Regions from separate parts of the Homo sapiens genome. Here region 2 is linked to region 1. A link is an interaction called in ENCODE POLR2A ChIA-PET data of the cell type or tissue named here. Cell type or tissue: Panc1. All regions are shown on one strand. Each heading gives the region's core, and the rest is flanking DNA. Links, peaks and the distances in the headings are about the cores only.

Evidence for each region. Peaks named below come from ENCODE experiments on the same cell type or tissue, not always from the same donor. Only the 100,000 strongest peaks of a DNase experiment are listed, where the experiment ranks them.
Region 2: POLR2A ChIA-PET joins it to region 1 with 6 read pairs; 3 of 35 experiments call an interaction of 5 or more read pairs at or near these places.

Annotation. Positions count from the first base shown.
Region 1 is chr16:68,948,027-68,957,457 of GRCh38, reverse strand. The region is part of intron 14 of TANGO6 (transport and golgi organization 6 homolog); the gene reads right to left. Among named protein-coding and RNA genes, the nearest start is that of TANGO6, 110 kb to the right of the region's middle. In Panc1, for the core only: no CTCF peak of the experiment used is centred there; a DNase peak (open chromatin) is centred at 4,724.
Region 2 is chr16:69,046,382-69,055,812 of GRCh38, reverse strand. All of the region lies in intron 17 of TANGO6 (transport and golgi organization 6 homolog), which reads right to left. Among named protein-coding and RNA genes, the nearest start is that of HAS3, 55 kb to the left of the region's middle. In Panc1, for the core only: no CTCF peak of the experiment used is centred there; no DNase peak of the experiment used is centred there.

The DNA of each region.
Region 1 (9,431 bases), core at 1,013-9,012:
CCACTGCACTCCAGGCTGGGTGACAGAGCGAGACACTGTCTCAAAAAAAAAAAAAAAAAATAGTGTTATGCTTGGTTATTTTGTGACTATGTACTAATTATTAGCCTTAAATAATTACATGGAGAAGGAAGAAATGGGGAATTATTGCCTAATGTTATAGAGTTTCTGTGTGGGCTGATGAGAAAGTTTTAGAAATAGTGATAATGACTACATTATCAATACAACTAATGACACTGAATTGTAGATTTTTAAATAATTAAAATGGCCAACTTTATGTTGCTATACATGCATGCATGCATGCATACACACATAAAACCGCAATAAAATATTTTTTAATTATTAAAAAATTTAAAAATTAAAGTAAAAATAAAAAATGACAATGAGGATTCTTCGAGGTCTAGGATGAAGGGGCCTTCTTCCATAGGAGATATGCTTTCATTTCTGCAAGACTCTTATAGACACTACAGGTATAGAAACATTTTAAATTCTAATTCCCTGCTTGAGATTTCCTGAATCCCAATAAAGCAAGTCAGCAGAAGAGGTCCATTCCGTGATCATAACCTCTCAAATACAAGTTTTCTTTTTCTTTTCCTTTTTTTTCTTTTGAGACAGAGACTTACTCCGTCGCCCAGGCTGGAGTGCAGTGGCGCAATCTCGGCTCACTGTAACCTCTGCCTCCTGAGTTCAAGTGATTCTCCTGCCTCAGCCTCTCGAGTGGCTGGGATTACAGGTGCCTGCCACCATGACTGGCTAATTTTTGTATTTTTAGTAGAGTCAGGGTTTTACCATATTGGCCAGGCTAGTCTCAAACTCCTGACCTCAGGTGATCCAACTGCCTCGGCCTCCCAAAGTGCTCAGATTACAGACATGAGCCACTGTGCCTGGCCTCAGATAGAGGTTTTCTTTCCTTATTCCCTCCTGCTCTGCTTAGTGCCAAGACAAGTCTACTCCCAGACCCTTGGGAACAGGTGAAGGTACTTGAAGGTACATCTGGAGGCGTATTCCTTAGCGGGTCTAAGCTTAATGTTGGAGGGCCTTCTGTTAGACTCCTACTTCAAACTTGGTCTGGGCTTTCATTTCTGCAATGTTGCCCTTCAAAGCCATGAAACCCACAGCTTAATTTCAAGCAAATGCCCTCAGAGTAAATGCAGGTTCTTATGTTCAGTTCACCTCATAGAGTTCTGGTTTTCTCTTTAGATGCTGGCTTGGTTATTCCCTGTTTTCTTATGAGCTCTTTAATGCTTTTAAAGTGTTTTAAATATGTTACCCTATGTAATAGTTGTTTTTATTTTTTGTTTTGTTTTTTTGAGACAGAGTCTCACCCCATTGCGCAGGCTGGAGTGCAGTGGTGCAATCTCAGCCCACTGCAACCTCCACCTCCTGAGTTCAAGCAATTCTCCTGCCTCACCCTCCCGAGTAGCTGGGATTACAGGTGCCCACCACCATGCCCAGCTAATTTTTGTATTTTTAGTAGAGATGGGGTTTCACCATGTTGGCCAGGCTGGTCTTGATCTCCTGACCTCAGGTAATCCTCCAGCCTCGGGCCTCCCAAAGTGTTGGGATTACAGATGTGAGCCACCATGCCTGGCTTATATAATAGTTATTTTTAGCTGAGTTATCTCATTATTACTGGAAGTGGAAGGCAGATATCTATTTTTTTATAGAATATGTATAGTTTGAATTTAAGATTTAATGTTTTAATCTACCTGACAAATATGCTGCATGTTAAGGTTTCTTTGTATTACTAATAGTATATCAGACTTTCCACTGATAAATTCTATCATGCTAAACAAGTATATTCACTCCTGAATCTTTCTCCTTTATACTGTTGTCTCACTGAGTAATTTAAATTGAATTTATTTTCACATTTTCACGTACAATTTTTGACCCAGTGACCCAACTGATCGTCTCAGCATCTTAATAAGTGCTGCAAGTAACAGCTTCTAATAAGTATGAGTGAAAGATCAAACACCACTGTGCCAATGCAGTCACAGTGAGGAGCAGAGCAGCGTTGCTCTATGAGCTGTCATTTTCCTTGTATGTCCCCTGTTATGAATGGCATCTGGACAGATATATCCCGGATGAAATTCTGCTCCTAGCTTAACCATTTGGTTGCTGAATTGCAAGACAAATAATAGATACATTCAATTTTATCTAATTAGTATACTCTGACTTAATAATTTTGCAAACTGAATCACTTTACAAACTAAATATAGAGAAGTTATTATTATGGTCTGGTTTCCAAGCAACGATTTCATTAAGAAAAGCTCCACTTGGGAAAAACATCTGTTTGTCAGTTAGGTTTCTGCTGTCATATAATTTCACAGTGAAAAAGCCATAGTCACTCTGTGCTTTAGTAATCCCTAGTTGTGAAAAGGTCAACGGGGGGTACTACACCGAGGGAAGCCATCTGTTTCAATCTGTACTAGTCCCTGAACCTTGTTGTCATGAAACAATTCAGTTTCCCTAAACAGCCATGTAATTTTAAAAACATTCTCTTCTTATTATAAAATCAATACGTGTTCATATTAGAAAACATGAAAAATATAAAAGACACAAAGAAGAAAATAAAAATCACCTGAGTTTTTGATGCCTTCATGTTAGATCTCATTTGAAAATGGATTCCACCGCTAAAAAATTACTTAAAACCCACTGGCCTAAAATAATGCCATATGGTTTTTTACCTTTTTAATCTGCAATTAGGATGTTTTTCATAATGGTTAAGGGCTGTGTGTTGGACAACCAAGCTCAGAAATTTGTACAGATATCCAAACATTCTCATTGCATTTTATGAAAGTAGGCTTAAGGAGAGACTGAATTCTCCATCAGTGGTGAAGAGGTGAGGAAGGGTGTGTATGTGGCATGACACATGAAATGTGGTATAAAACTTTCTCGCTAGGCACGTACATAGCCTGACAGTGAGTTCTCAAAACTTTTTTTTTCTTTTGAGCAGCAGAACTTTGTTTTTCCATGAAATCTTAAGAGAGGGCTTGATGAAAGAGAGAAAAGGAGAGCCATCTGGTTAGAGTGGGTTGCCTGGTGCTCCAAACCCACTCACCCATGCCCCTCCTTACTGATCCTAAGGGTCTGGAGGGCACAGGCGTTCATGCAGTTCTTGCCTCCTGCTCCTCCCTGCTGTAGTCCTGCTGCTTTGCTGTTTCGCATCCTACAACACTCTTTCCTCCTTCCTTTTTTTTTTTTTTTTTTTGAGATGGAGTCTTGCTCTGTTGCTCAGGCTGGAGTGTAGTGGCACGATCTCAGCTCACTGCAACCTCTGCTTCCTGGGTTGAAGCAATTCTCCTGCCTCAGCCTCCCAAGTGGCTGGGATTACAGGCACACACCACCACACCCAGCTAACTTTTCTTTTTTTTTGTATTTTTAGTAGAGACGAGGTTTCACCATGTTGGCCAGGCTGGTCTCGAACTCCTGACCTCAAGTGATCCGCCCACCTCGGCCTCCGAAAGTGCTGGGATTACAGGCATGAGCCACTGTGCCTGGTCTCCTCCCTTCTTTACTAGGTTAATTCCTAACTACCCACAGATCCTCACTGATGGGTTACTGCCTCGTTCCCTTGCTGTCAGGGAAAATGTCCCTAAAACATGTTTAGTGAAGCAATTAAATACATCTTAATTTCATGGTTTCTGGGGCTCATTTCAAGTCCTTCTCCTCCTATTCATATAGACTAGCTGTCACAAAGGCGGGTTTCACGACCAAGAAGACAGTATGAGATACCTCCAGGTAGAGTCAGTTGCTTAAATGTCTACTTTACAAGCTATTAAGGAGGTCTAAGTATCTTCCCTACAGAACGGCTATTTAAATTTTGCCCTGGAGCCACCCTTTATCTAGTAAAGTTGGAATCTGAAGGCAAGTTAAGGAGGATGGAGTTAGTGAGAGAACACCATGTACCTTTTATTTAGAGCACCTGTGTCAAAACCATGTTTTACATTTGTGTGATTTTGTATCATTTGCTCTTCTCCAACTGTAAACTCCATGAAGGCAAGACATGACTGTTTTTCTCAGTGTTGTACCTTGCACAGCACCCTCAAACATAGCAGTGCTCAATAAATATCTGTTGAGGCGGGTGCAGTGGCTCACGCCTATAATCCCAGCACTTTGGGAGGCCGAGGCAGGTGTATCACCTGAGGTCAGGAATTCGAGATCAGCCTGGCCAACATGGCGAAACCCTGTCTCTGCTAAATACAAAAAACTAGCCAGGCGTGGTGGTGCGTGCCTGTAATCCCAGTTACTCAGGAAGCCGAGGCAGGAGAATCGCTCGAACCTGGGAGGCAGAGGTTGCAGTGAGCCAAGATTGTGCCACTGCACTCCAGCTTGGGAGACAGAGCAAGACTCCGTCTCACACACACAAAATAATAATAATAATAATAATAATAATAATAATAATAATAAAAAATACCTGTTGAGTGAATGAACATTTTAAGCCATTAACAACAACAACAAAAAGAAAACCCTAATTGCCAAAGAAAATATTTTACAATTCTCTTTTTGTCCCTATTTAAAGGTTATCAATAGTGGAAAACAAAAGTTGAACACAAAGTACAAAAGTGATTCTAAAACAGCTTTCTCCTAAGAAACACCTTAGCAATCATGTCCCAGCAGGTGGACAGAGAGATGACCTAATGAGGTCTTTGGCAGCTCAAGGGGTTGTGATTCATTCCCTGAGGCTCAATTCATTCCCAACCTTCAATCCTCCTCTGGGGCAGGAGAGATACCACAAGGTCAGGAAGCACAAAAGCCTAATGTAAAAATCTAAAAATGTGTTGCCCAAACTGTACAGACACCATTTAAGTTTACCTTCCACCACTGCCAAGTTCTCAACGTGACCTGAGAGGGGGTAATTGATGCTTCATTCAGTTAAAAATTGTAAAGTTATGATTCACCAACAAAAGGAACTATGTCAGTGTTAATAAAAAATATAATTGGGCTTACTAAGTGTGTGAACAGCTTCAAGTATCATCTTAATCACATCTGGTGAGATTAGGAATTTTAATTTGTATTTGAGATGAAGGGTGACATAGGCTGCTTGCTCTTTAGTTGGGGAGGGAAACACAAAAGCAGGGTGCACCTCTAGCTGATACTGCAATAAAGCTCCAGTAAAAACCATGGATTACTTAGAGAGTGTGGGATGCTGTATTTAAGGGGAAGTCTGAAGAGGGACTTGCTGTTTTACTTACAAGCTCTCTCACTACTCCATCCTCCTTAACTTGCCTTCAAATTCCAACTTTACTAGAGAAAGGGTGGCTCCAGGGCAAAATTTAAATCGCTGTTCTGCAGGGAAGGTACTTAGACCTCCTTAATAGCTTGTAAAGTGGACATTTAAGCAACTGACTCTTTACCTGGAGGTATCTCATGTTGCCTTCTTGGTCATGAATCCTGCCTTTGTGACAGCTAGTCTATATGAATAGGAGGTGAGGGACTTTAAAGGAGCCCCAGAAGCCATGAAATTAAGAAGTATTTAATTGCTTCACTGAAAATGTCATGATCCATGGTTCCATGGTTTAATTTTACCATCCGTAAGAGCAGAGGCTGGCCAGGTGTGGTGGCTCACGCCTGTAATCTCAGCACTTTGGGAGGCCGAGGCGGGTGGATCACAAGGTCAGGAGATCGAGACCATCCTAGCTAACACGGTGAAACCTCGTCTCTACTAAAAATACAAAAAATTAGCTGGGCGTGGTGGCGGGTGCCTGTAGTCCCAGCTACTCAGGAGGCTGAGGCAGGAGAATGGTGTGAACCGGGAAGGCAGAGCTTGCAGTGAGCTGAGATCACGCCACTGCACTCTAGCTTAGGCGATAGAGCGAGACTCTGTCTCAAAAAAAAAAAAAAAAAAGAACAGAGGCCATGGTGTTGTGACAAAGGTGAGAAAATGCAATGGAAAAAGGAAGGAAGTACAGAGGCATAAATAAGGGCCTTGGCTTTGGAGTTGAATCCAGCCTCTATTACATACTGGTTGGCCAAGCAGTTGGCCTCTTAGCCCTGGTTTCTTTGTCTGAAAAATGGGAGATGAAGATACTGACTCCTATACCTTGCCTTCATGCCCATTTTGCTCCACTAACAACCTGAACTGCTTCCCTTCTGTTATACTTTATATTTGCCCAACCCCCCCACCCTGCCTTTTTTTTTTGAGACAGGGTCTCTGTCACCCAGGCTGGAGTGCAGTTGTATGATCACAGCTTGCTGCAGTCTTGACCTCTTGGGCTCAAGTGATTCTCCCACTTCAGCCTCCAGAGTAGCTGGGACTATAGGCATGCGCTACCACACCCGGCTAATTTTTAAAATTTTTATAGAGACAGGATTTTGCCATGTTGTCCAGGCTGGTCTTAAACTACTGGGCTCAAGTGATCGTCCACATCGACCTCCCAAAGTGCTGGGATTACAGGCAGCAGCCACAGCACCTGGTCTGGCCCCACTCTTGAACATCTTCCTACCTTTGCTTTTCCCTCAGCTTCAATCCCCTCACACTCATTTGAGTGTCTAAATCCTGCCCACCCATCTTTCATAGTCCTGAGAGCTCCACAAAAAACAACAGTACTGTTCTGAGTTTTTAACGTTATTTTTAAATTTTTTAAATTTACTTTTTTTTTGAGACAGAGTCTTGCTCTATTGCCCAGGCTGGAGTGCAACGGTGCCACATCAGCTCACTGCAACCTCCGCCTCCCAGGCTCAAGCGATTCTCCTGCCTCAGCCTCCTGAGCAGCTGGGATCACAGGTGCCCGCCACCACACCTGGCTAATTTTAGTACTTTTAGTAGAGATGGGGTTTCACCATGTTGGCCAAGCTGGTCTCGAACTCCTGAACTCGTGATCGACCCACCTCAGCCTCCCAAAGTGCTGGGACTACAGGTGTGAGCCACCGCGCCCATCCTAAATTTTTTTTTTAAAACAGAGTCTCGCTCTGTCGCCCAGGCTGGAATACAGTGGCTCGATCTCGGCTCACTGCAACCTCCGCCTCCCAGGTTCAAGCGATTCTCCTGCCTCAGCCTCCAGAGTAGCTGGGATTATAGGAACCCATACTATGCCCAGCTAATTTCGTATTTTTCGTAGAGATGGGGTTTCACCATGTAGGACCAGGCTGGTTTCAAACTCCTGACCTCAGGTGATCTGCTTGCCTCGGCCTCCCAAAGTGTTGGGATTACAGGCATGAGCCACCACGTGTGGCCTTTAATTTTTTTAAGTGTACAATTCAGTTAGTTTTGGTATATTTACCAGGCTGTGCAATAATCCCCACTATCTAATTCCAAAACATTTTCATCTCCTCACAAAGAAACCTCATATCCATTATCAGTCACTCCTTACTCCTCCATCCCCCACATCCTCTGACAACTATTACTCTACTTTCTGAATTTATACATTTGTCTGTTTTGGACATTTCATTCATATAGGAATCATACAACACATGGCCTTTTGTGTCTGGCTTCTTTTCCTTACCATATTTTCAAATTCATTCATGTTGCAGTATGAATCAATAGTTCATTCCTTTTTACTGCCAAATAATATTCCACTGTGTACATACATCAGATGTTATGAATCCATTCATCAGGCGGTAGATATTAATATGTATGTTGTTTCAATTTTTCAGCTATTATAAATAATGCCTATATATATATATAAATATAAACTTTTGTGTGGACATATGTTTTCATTTCTCATGGGTATATACCTAGGAGTGGAACTGATAGGTCACATGATAACCATGTTTAACCTTTTGAAAATGGCCAGACTATTTTTCAAAGCAACTGTACCATTTTACATTTCTACCGGCAACATTTCTTCACATCCTCATAATTTGTATTATTTTAAAGTAAGCTTTTTTTTTTTTTCTTTGAGACAGAGTTTCGCTCATCTCCCAAGCTAAAGTGCAATGGTGCAATCTCGGCTCACTGCAACCTCTGCTTCCCGGGTTCAAGCGATTCTCCTGCCTCAGCCTCCCAAGTAGCTGGGATTACAGGCACTGACAATCATGCCCGGCTAATTTTTGTCTTTTTAGTGGAGACAAAGTTTCACTATGTTGGCCAGGCTGGTCTGAAACTCCTGACCTCTAGTGATCTGCCTGCCTCGGCCTCCCAAAGTGCTGGGATTACAGGTGTGAGCCATCATGCCTGGCCAAGGTAAGCTATTTTTAAATGTCATTTATTGGCACCAGAAATACAACAGATCTCAAAAGTTCTATACAGAAAGCTACGTGCTTACTTAACTCACGCTCTCAGTAAACTGGATAAATCCCAGGATTGACTTCTTTCTTTCTTTCTTTCTTTTTGAGACGGAGTTTCACTATTGTTGCCCAGGCTAGAGGGCAATGGCGCGATCTCGGCTTACCGCAACCTGCCCCTCCCAGGTTCAAGCGTTTCTCCAGCCTCAGCCTCCCAGGTAGCTGGGATTAGAGGCATGCACCACCACGCTCAGCTAATTTTGTATTTTTAGTAGAGACAGGGTTTCTCCATGTTGGTCAGGCTGGTCTCGAACTCCCGACCTCAGGTGATCCGCCCACCTTGGCCTCCCAAAGTGCTGGGATTACAGGCGTGAGCCACCGCACCCAGCCACCCAGGATTGATTTCTGAAGCCTCTTTCCTAATGCTCCTAAAACAATGCTGATACTTTCAATGCTGAAACACTAATGATTGTCTGCAGGAAGAAGGGTGGGCAGTGTGTGAGGTAATACGTACTCACAGTCCATGTGAAAGATGAGTTTCAAAGATACACACAGAGATTGCTTAAAAATTAACACTTGACACATTGCCATGTTAGCAAAAATAAAACAAAAATCAAGCATGAGGTCAGCATACTATTAAGTTATAAACAGGGTTGATATATAGTGAAACAATTTTCCAAAGGTAGGCCTGGTTCTCCTATACTTAAGACCACTAGGAAACTCAGCCCTTGCATCTTGGGAACAAAAAGAATGAGGGCACTATGATTGATTATTTTTCCCTGTGGCAAAAATGTAGACTTCAGAGCCAGAGGCACAAATCCAAATCCTGATGTTGTCATGAGGTATCTGAGTCACTGTGGGCCAGTTACTTAACATCCTTAAGCCTCAGTTCCCTCATCTGTAAAATGGGGAGAATAATTCCTAACCTGCAGGGTTGCTGTGACTAGCACATAGATACTCAATAAATGCTAACTTGTCATAATAAATGACAATAGTTACTTACTGTCATTTCTCTTTACATCCAAGGCAATCTTGGAAAGTGAAAATAGCTAACAGTGAAGTAGCCGGTTCATCTTTTACTTACATGTAAGTACTAAATTGTTAAATATTCTGATGCAAATTTGAATGTATCAATCTTTGATTGATAAAGGAAACCACTGGACAGATATTCAAAAAATGAAGCTAGTGTAAAACTCAAGTGTTGTGGGCTTTGAAATGCAATCTCTGGCTTGGGAGAGGGAAAGAAGGCATCATATATATATATATAT
Region 2 (9,431 bases), core at 758-8,757, 99 kb before region 1:
CACCTGCCTCGGCCTCTCAAAGTGCTGGGATTACAGGCGTGACACGCCAGCACGCCTGGCTCAGCTTTACTTTTCAAGCCCATCACTAACATCACGTGGATTTGGCCAAGTTACTGTTGAGGAAATCTATGGGATTATTCCCTAGTCCTAGGCAATAGTCCTAGGCACTGGCCCCAGCCTGACTTTGCACAAATGACTATGGTGGAGGCTGAACCTGATTTTACACAAACCAGCAACCCCACACACCACACCTGGCCCAGCCAAGTTGGCTGATCTGGGGATGAACATGTAGTCTTAGTTGGAACATTAAGACTCCTTTCTAGAATTTTGCATTTGGGTCTAGAAAGGGAATCTGAGTGTTGGATATAACACTGGGCCACCATCAGTGGTTATGTTGCTGCCACAGGAAGAAAGCCAGATTCCAGGACAGGGGACTGAAGGTGAAATGAAAGGGAAGCATAGACAGGAGATGGAGTATTCCAGTTTGTGATTCTGAGTCGCTGACCCCCCAGCTCTATCTCTGCTTTTCCCACAACGTGGTTGTTCAGCCCTTCTTTGGATGCAACAGGCTAAACGCTCCCTTTGCTTAAGCTTGTTTAGACAAGGTTTCTTTTACTTAAAACCAAATAACTCTGAGTACAGTCACACAGCCCCTTCATACCTACTTTCTCCATTGATAAAGAGGGAAGAATGAAGCCTGTCTCCTGAAAGCTGGTGGACTGAACATATGCATACATCACTGCTCTCTCTTGAAACCCCACTAAAATTATGTAGAGGGATAAAAAAAAAAAATTGGCATCTTTAAGTTACCAGAACAAAAAGAACTAACAAGACAATAGCAACAGAAGTTTTTTTTTTTTTTTTTTTTTTTTGAGACGGAGTCTCGCTGTGTCACCCAGGCTGGAGTGCAGTGGCTTGATCTCGGCTCACTGCAAGCTCCGCCTCCCGGGTTCACGCCATTCTCCTGCCTCAGGCTCCCGAATGGCTGGGACTACAGGCACCTGCCACCGCGCCCTGCTAATTTTTTTTTTTTTTGTATTTTTAGTAGAGATGGTGTTTCACCGTGTTAGCCAGGATGGTCTCGATCTCCTGACCTCGTGATCCGCCCACCTTGGCCTCCCAAAGTGCTGGGATTACAGGCTTGAGCCACCACGCCCGGCCAGCAACAAAAGTTTTGATACTAGAAAGTAGTTGGATGAATCCTAGGGTCATGGTCCTGATTTGCCCAGGATAATATATTGTATGCCTGATGCCCTGGTAATAATTATTAATAGTATCCTCTTTCACCCTCAAAAGTGTCCCAGTCTGGATGATAAATTGATTCATTAAGCCTAAGAGTCCCAGAAGCAGGCCTAACGTACCACAGAATCTCAGAAAATTTCAGGAGTTGATGGCACCATGCCTCTTAAAATCAGGGTGAACAGAAGACCTGGTTGAGAGTATGTCTGAGTAGCAATCAGGTCCCCTGAGCCCTCTTCTACTACTCTCTGCATCCAGGTAACTGCCCCTCCCCAACCAGCAGAAGCCTGGAGTGTTTACCCTTTGGAGGGTCCTACCAGAGAGACTCTGGATAGGTAGACATTAGATAGAGACACAGATGAGAGTGCGATGGTAAAAACAGGAGGATAAGTGAAAGTCTACACACTGAATGGTGAGACCTCCATCCTTCTCTTTCCACTCATCTTCCGGAACCCTCCAGCCAGGCTTCTATCCTCTATGGGAGACCAAGATTCTTTTTTTTTTCTTTTGAGACAGAGTCTTGCTCTGTTGCCCAGGCTGGAGTGCAATGGAGTGATCTCAGCTTACTGCAACCTCCATCCCCGGGGTTCTAGCGATTCTCCTACCTCAGCCTCCTGATTAGCTGGGATTACAGGCCCCTGCCACCATACCTGGCTAATTTTTTTGTATTTTTAGTAGAGACGGGTTTCGCCATGTTGGCTAGGCTGGTCTGGAACTCCTGATCTCAGGTGATCCACCCGCCTTGGCCTCCCAAAGTGCTAGGATTACAGGCGTGAGCCACCGTGCCTGGCCGAGACTAAGATTCTTTTCTGCCAAGCCCCCCAAGAAAGACTTCAACATAGTCACAGTACGGAGTCTCCCAATGATATCACCTGGCCAGATCATCACCCTCTTATAAAGTCCTCTAGTCCATAAATAAGTACCTGTACATAGAGTATCATCAGCTTTTGAGTGCTCTGTTCTTAAATCTTGCAGTAGGCTTAGAAGTAACCAGTCCAGACAAGAGCAGTGGATGAAGGCTTATAGGAGACATGCCTCCAAGAAGATGAAGCTGTTAGATTACCTGATGTGTCTGAACCTTTTATGAGATTTATAAACTTTCAGCAAAGATTGGGGATGAATTAATGATAGGTTCATAGAAAAGTAACAGATGTAAACATGAAACATTTATTAACTTTAGAGAAAACTAAAATTCAAACAAGAAAGGAAATGTGATCATAGAATAGATAACAGTTACAGTCATAATAACATAAACACTGAATGCTGATATTAAAAAACTGTAATGTAACTAAATAGGGAGAATGGGGAGGGGGAATATATATATTTGTGAGAGCATGTTAATAATAATAATAATAATGAATACATATTGAGCTTTTAGAACCTATACATTCTAAATGCTTTTCATAGATAAGTTCAATTAATTCTTATAACAACTCTATAAAGTGGTACTATTATTTTTATTTATTTTTTGAGACCGAGTTTCGCCCTTGTTGCCAGGAGTACAGTGGCACGATCTCGGCTCATTGCAACCTCTGCCTCCCGAATTCAAGCGATTCTCCTGCCTCAGCCTCCTGAGTAGCTGGGATTATAGACATGCACCACCATGCCTGGCTTATTTTGTATTTTTAGGAGAGATGAGGTTTCTCCGTGTTGGCCAGGCTGGTCTCGAACTCCTGACCTCAGGTGATCCACCCACCTCGGCCTCCCAAAGTGCTGGGATTACAGGCATGAGCCACCGTGCCTGGCACTATTATTATTATTTCCATTTTATAGATGAGGAAGTTGAGGAGAAGAGAGGTCAACTAATTTGTGCAGGGTCTCACTGCCAGCAAGTTGCAAAGCTGGGATTTCAGCTTGGACATCCAGCTCCAGAGTCCATACTTGAAGCCAAAGCCACTGGACTGTTTCTTCATACCTCCCACATAGGCCAGTTTTTCCACCTTTGGAACAGAAGCTGAGGGGGCCCACTTTTATACATACTAGGAGGTCAAGTGAACTGAAGAATCAAGGTTGGGTACAGTGGCTCACACCTGTAATCCTATGACTTTGGGAGGCCGAGGTGGGCAGATGGCTCAAGCTCAGGTCTTGACCAGTCTGGGCAACATGGCAAAACTCAGTCTCCACAAAAAATACAAAAATTAGCTGGGTGTGGTGGTGTGTGCTTGTAGTCCCAGCTACTCGGGAGGCTGAAGTGGGAGGATTGCTTAAGCCTGGGAGGCTGAGGTTGCAGTGAACTGAGACTGTGCCACTACACTCCAGCTTGGGAGACAGAGCAAGACCCTGTCTCCAAAAAAAAAAAAAAAAGAAAAGAAAAATCAAGGCCTGAGAGCAATGGCACACACCTGCAATCCCAACATCATTTTGGGAGGCCAAGGTGGCAGGATTGCTTGAGCCTAGGAGTTTGATACGACTAGCCTGGGCAATATAGGGAGACACCATCTCTACAAAAAATTTAAAAAATTAGCCAGGTGTGGTGGTACACACCTGTAGTCCCAGCTACTCAGAGGCTATGGTGGGAGGATTGTCTGAGCCCAGGAGGTCAAGGCTGCAGTGAGCCATGATGGTGGCACTGCACCACTCCCACCTGGGTCGACAGAGCAAGACTGTGTCTAAAAAAAAAAAAAAAAGAAAAAGAAAGAAAGAAAAGAAAAAAGGAAAATCAAGAAATAGCAGTATAAGCATACCATCTGTAAATATGGAAAAAATATATATATATATTTTTAATTTTTTGAGACAGTCTCGCTCTGTTGCCCAGGCTGAAGTGCAGTGGCGTGATCTTGGCTCACTGCAGCCTCCATCTCCTGGGTTCAAGCAATTCTCCAGCCTCAGCCTCCTGAGTAGCTGGGATTACAGGCGCATGCCTGGCTAATTTTTGTATTTTTTGTTTTTTGAGATGGAGTTTCACTCTTGTCCACTAGGCTGGAGTGCGATGGCACAATCTCAGCTCACTGCAACCTCTGCCTCCTGACCTCAAATGAGTCTCCTGCCTCAGCCTCCTGAGTAGCTGGGATTACAGGCACCCAATACCACACCCAGTTAATTTTTGTATTTTTAGTAGAGACAGGGTTTCACCATGTTGGCCATGTTTCACCGTGTTGTCAAACTCCTGACCTCAGGTGATCTGCCCACCTCAGCCTCCCAAAGTGCTGGGATTACAGGTGTGAGTCATTGTGCCCAGCCTTTTGTATTTTTAGTAGAGACGGGGTTTCATCATGTTGGCCAGGCTGGTTTTGAACTCCTGACCTCAAGTCAGGATCCACCCACCTCAGTCTCCCAAACTGCTGGGATTACAGGCGTGAGCCACCGTGCTCAGCCGAAAGTAAATTTAAAAACCAAAACAAAACAACAAAACAAGTGGAAAATGGTTGCTGATGGGGAATAGGAACACTAAGTGAGAAACAAGCTTTGTAAAACTATTGTTTTAAAAATACATATGTTTATGTAATTTTATTTTTATTTTAAATAATATTTAATTACATTATATTTTAAATTATGCAATCAATTTAATATGTAATTTAATTACATAATATTTTTATTTGGGGGGAATAAAAATTAAATTAGAAAATAAATAAATCAACAATAAAGACAACCCAATTAAAAAATGGGCAAAGAAATTGAACAGACATTTCTCCAAAGATGATATACAAATAGCTAAGTGCAATGGCTCACGCCTGTAATCCCAGCACTTTGGGAGGCTGAGGCAGGAAGATTACTTGAGCCCACGAGTTTGAGACCAGCCTGGGCAACATAGTGAGACCCCATCTCTACAAAAAATAAAAAAATTAGGGCCGGGCGCGGTGGCTCAAGCCTGTAATCCCAGCACTTTGGGAGGCCGAGGTGTGTGGATCATGAGGTCAGGAGTTTAAGACCAGCCTGACCAACATGGTGAAACCCTGTCTCTACTAAAAATACAAAAATTAGCCGGGCATGGTGGTACATGCCTGAAATCCCAGCTACTCAAGAGGCTGGGGCAGGAGAATTGCTTGAACCCGGGAGGCGGAGGTTGCAGTGAGCTGAGATCGCACCACTGCATTCCAGCCTGGGTGACAGAGCAAGACTCCGTCTCAAAAAAAAAAAAAAAATTAGCTGGGCATGGTGGCATAGTTTAGGAGGCTGAGGTGGAAGGATTGCTTGAGCCTAGGAGTTTGAGGCTGCACCGAGCCATGATCGTGCCACACCATTCCAGCCAGGATGACCATGAGACCCCGTTTCAGAAAAAACAAAAACAAAAACCTAACAAGCTCAACATCTTTAGCCATGAGGGAGATGCAAAATCTAAACCTTATCATAGGAGTTCATATTTGATACATGCTAGAATGTATGATGGACAATAACAAGTGTTCGTGAGGATATGGAGAATTTGGAAACCTCATGCATTGCTGGTGGGAATGTAAACTCATGCAGTCACTTTGAAAACAGTCTGGCAGTTCCTCAAAAGTTAAACACAGAATTACCATATGACCCAACAATTCCACTTCTAGGTATATACCCAAGAGAAATGAAAACATATATTTACACAAAAACTTCTACACAAATGTTCATAGCAGCATTGTTTAAAATAGCCAAAAAGTAGAAACATCCTATATGTCCATCAACTGATAAATGGATAAACAAATGTGGCATACCTATACGATGGAATCTTATTCAGCTGCAAACATTAAGCTCTGATATATGCTACACCATGGATGAGCCAGGCAGGGTGTGGTGGCTCATGCCTGTAATCTCAGCACTTTGGGAGGGGAGGCAGAGGCAGAAGGATCACATGAGCTCAGGAGTTCAAGACCAGCCTGGGCAACATAGTGAGACCCCATCTTTATAAAAAAGAAAAAAAAAAAGCCAGACATAGTGGCTCATGCCTGTAATCCTAGCATTTTGGGAGGCTGGGCGGGGAGGGGTGGTGGATCACTTTAAGTCAGGAGTTCAAGACCAGCCTGGCCAACATGGTGAAATCCCGTCTCTACTAAAAATACAAAAATTAGCCAGGCATGGTGGCAAGTGCCTGTAATCCCAGCTACTCGGGAGGCTGAGGCAGGAGAATTGCTTGAACCTGGGAGGCAGAGGTTGCAGTGAGACGAGATGGCGCCATTGTACACCAGCTTGGGGGACAAGAGCGAAACTTCGTCTCCAAAAAAAAAAAGAAAGAAAAAAAATTTTTAAAGAAAGAAAACATGGATGAGCCTTAACCACATGATACTAAAGGAATGGAAGGAGGCAGACACAGAAGGCCACATATTGTATGACTCATTTATATGAAATGTCTAGAATAGGCAAATCCATAGTGAGAAAGTAGATTAGTGATTGCTAGGGGCTTGGGGGAGAGGAGAACGGGGAAGAGGAGAATTGGGGAGTGGAGTATGGAGTTTCTTTTGGGGGGCAATGAAAATGTTGTGGAATTAGATATTGATGAGCATTGCACCACTTTATGAATATGCTAAAATTGCAGAATTATATACTTTGAAAGGGTGAATTTTATACTATATAAATTATGTCTCAAATTAAGAAACAGTGACAAGAAATACAAGGTAAGGGGAAGAGGGGGCTCTGGTGCTATTGACGAAGAGAGCACACTCATTTTACCTCCTTCGGGTCAGCAGCAGCAGCCTTGCAGAAGGCCGGCCCCATCTGCCTGGGCCTGGCTTTGACTTTTTGCTGTTCATCAGCTTCCCTCAGCTTGGGTCTGTCCCCAGCCTAGTACTGCTCCTTTTCCAACACACTTTTGGCCCTGCTCTCTCAGGACCCTGACTCAAATCCTGGGACAAGTAAGCCCCTGAAATCTCTAGGAGTAACTCTTGTAATTAAAAAAGCAGAGCATCATATACAAACCATTTATTTTCTTTAGCCAGGGTTTGCCTTCTCTCTCACAGAGAAGTAGGAGAGTAATCTCCAGTATTAATGGTGAACCCACCATTCATAAATAACCTTATCAGGAAGAGGCTTCAGCCATCAGAGTCCAATACTGAGCTCATGTGATTAAAAATCATTCCTGCATGGAGGCCTGAGTTTGCCTCAGAACTTAAAACAGCTGTCAATTAATAATTAATCCCTGGGAGGCTAAGGCAGGAGGATTGCTTGAGCCTAAGAGTTTCAGGCTGCAGTGAGCTCTGATCACACCACTGCACTCTAGCCTGGGCAACAGAACAAGACATCCATCTCTTAAAAAAAAATTAATCCTGGCAGGGCACAGTGGTTCACGCCTGTAATCCTGGCACTTTGAAAGGCAGAGGTGGGCAAATTGCTTGAGGTCAGGAGTTTGAGACCAGCCTGGCCAACATGGCGAAACCCCACCTCTACAAAAAAAAAAAAAAAAAAAAAAAATACAAAAAATTAGCTGCACTTGGTGGCGTGCACCTGTAATCCCAGCTAGTCAAGAGGCTCAGGCACAAGAATCGCTTGAACCCAGGAGGCAGAGGCAGCAGTGAGCTGATATTGCGCCACTGTGCTCCAGCGTGGGTGACAGAGCAAGACTCTGTCTTATAAAAAGAAAAGAAAAGAAAAAAAAACTCCCAAACTCTTCTAAAGATGCTTCCAGGTTTGGCTTGTTTTTGAAGAAACAACCTGATGTTAAGACTTTTTATCATTTTGAAGGAATTAATTCTAAAGCTGAATACTGATCTCCCACAAAACAGATAGAGAATAGATTATTCTTTTGTCATCTAAAATTAGGGATTACAAGGAAGAAAACTGCTCTGAGAATTATCTTTTAATACTAAAAAGCAAGGGAAAGAGTTTCAATATAAAATGCTGCCATTTTATATTGTGGCTATATATTATATTAGCCACTATAAATCCATGTGCAAAGTTCTCAAATATTTTATAGTCCTTCTAAGAAGTTAACTTTCAATAAACTATGTAGAGGGCTGCAGCAGTAGTTACCTTGATAAATCAACCCCCAATCACTCATTTTTTTAAGATCAACTTTTTTCCCAATTGTATATATATTCAATTCTCGTTATTTGTGGTAGTTATGTTTTATAACGTTGCTGTGAGTGCTGCATTAGCAGATATTGAACCACTGCTCCTAGGGGAAATGTAAGATTAGGGTCCTGAGAGCCTCTGGTCACACCAAATCACTCACCTTTTTTTTTTTTCCTTTGAGATGGACCCAAGCTGGAGTGCAATGGTGCGATCTTGGCTCACTGCAACCTCTGCCTCCCAGGTTCAAGTGATTCTCCAGCCTCAGCCTCCCGAGGAGCTAGGACTACAGGCAACCACCATCATGCCTCGCTAATTTTTGTATTTTCAGTAGAGATAGGGTTTCGCCATGTTGGCCAGGCTGGTCTCGAACTCCTGACCTCAGGTGATCTGTCCACCTTGGCCTCCCAAACAAAGTGCTGGGATTATAGTTGTGAGACACCGCGCCCAGCCTAAAATCACTCTTTTTTTTTTTTTTTTTGAGACAGAGTCTCACTCTGTTGCCCAGGCTGGAGTGCAGTTGCACAATCTCGGCTCACTGCAGCCTCCACCTCCTGGGTTCAAGTGATTCTCCTACCTCAGCCTCTTGAGAAGCTGGGATTATAGGCACGGACCACCACGCCCAGCTAATCTTTGTATTTTTAGTAAAGACAGGGTTTCACCATGTTGGTCAGGCTGGTCTCGAACTCCCGACCTCAGGTGATCCACCCATCTCAGCCTCCCAAACAAAGTGCTGGGATTACAGGCGTGAGCCACCACGCCTGGCCTAAAATCACTCATATTTTAAATCTTTTTCTTTTTCCTCTCTGTTCTTCACATTATATAATTTCTAGTACTCCATCTTTCAATTCACTTATTCTTTTCTTGGTTAATTCCATTTAGTGATTTTTTTTTAAGTCACTGTAGTTTTTAGTTCTAGGACTTCCATTTGGCCCTTTTAAAATCATTTCTATTTCTTTTCTGAGATTTCCCATCTTTGCAGAAATATTTCTCCTCTACTTCATTGAGGATAATTATAATATTTGCTTTAAAATCCTTTTCTGGCCAGGTGCGGTGGCTCATGCCTGTAATCCCAGCACTTTGGCAAGGAGGCTGAGGCGGGCAGATCACCTGAGGTCAGGAGTTTGAGACCAGCCTGACCAACATGGTGAAAACCTGTCTACTAAAAATACAAAATTAGCCACGTGTGGTGGCACATACCTGTAATCCCAGCTACTAGGGAGGCTAAGGTGGAAGAATCGCTTGAATAGGTAGGCAGACGTTGCAGTGAGCCGAGATCG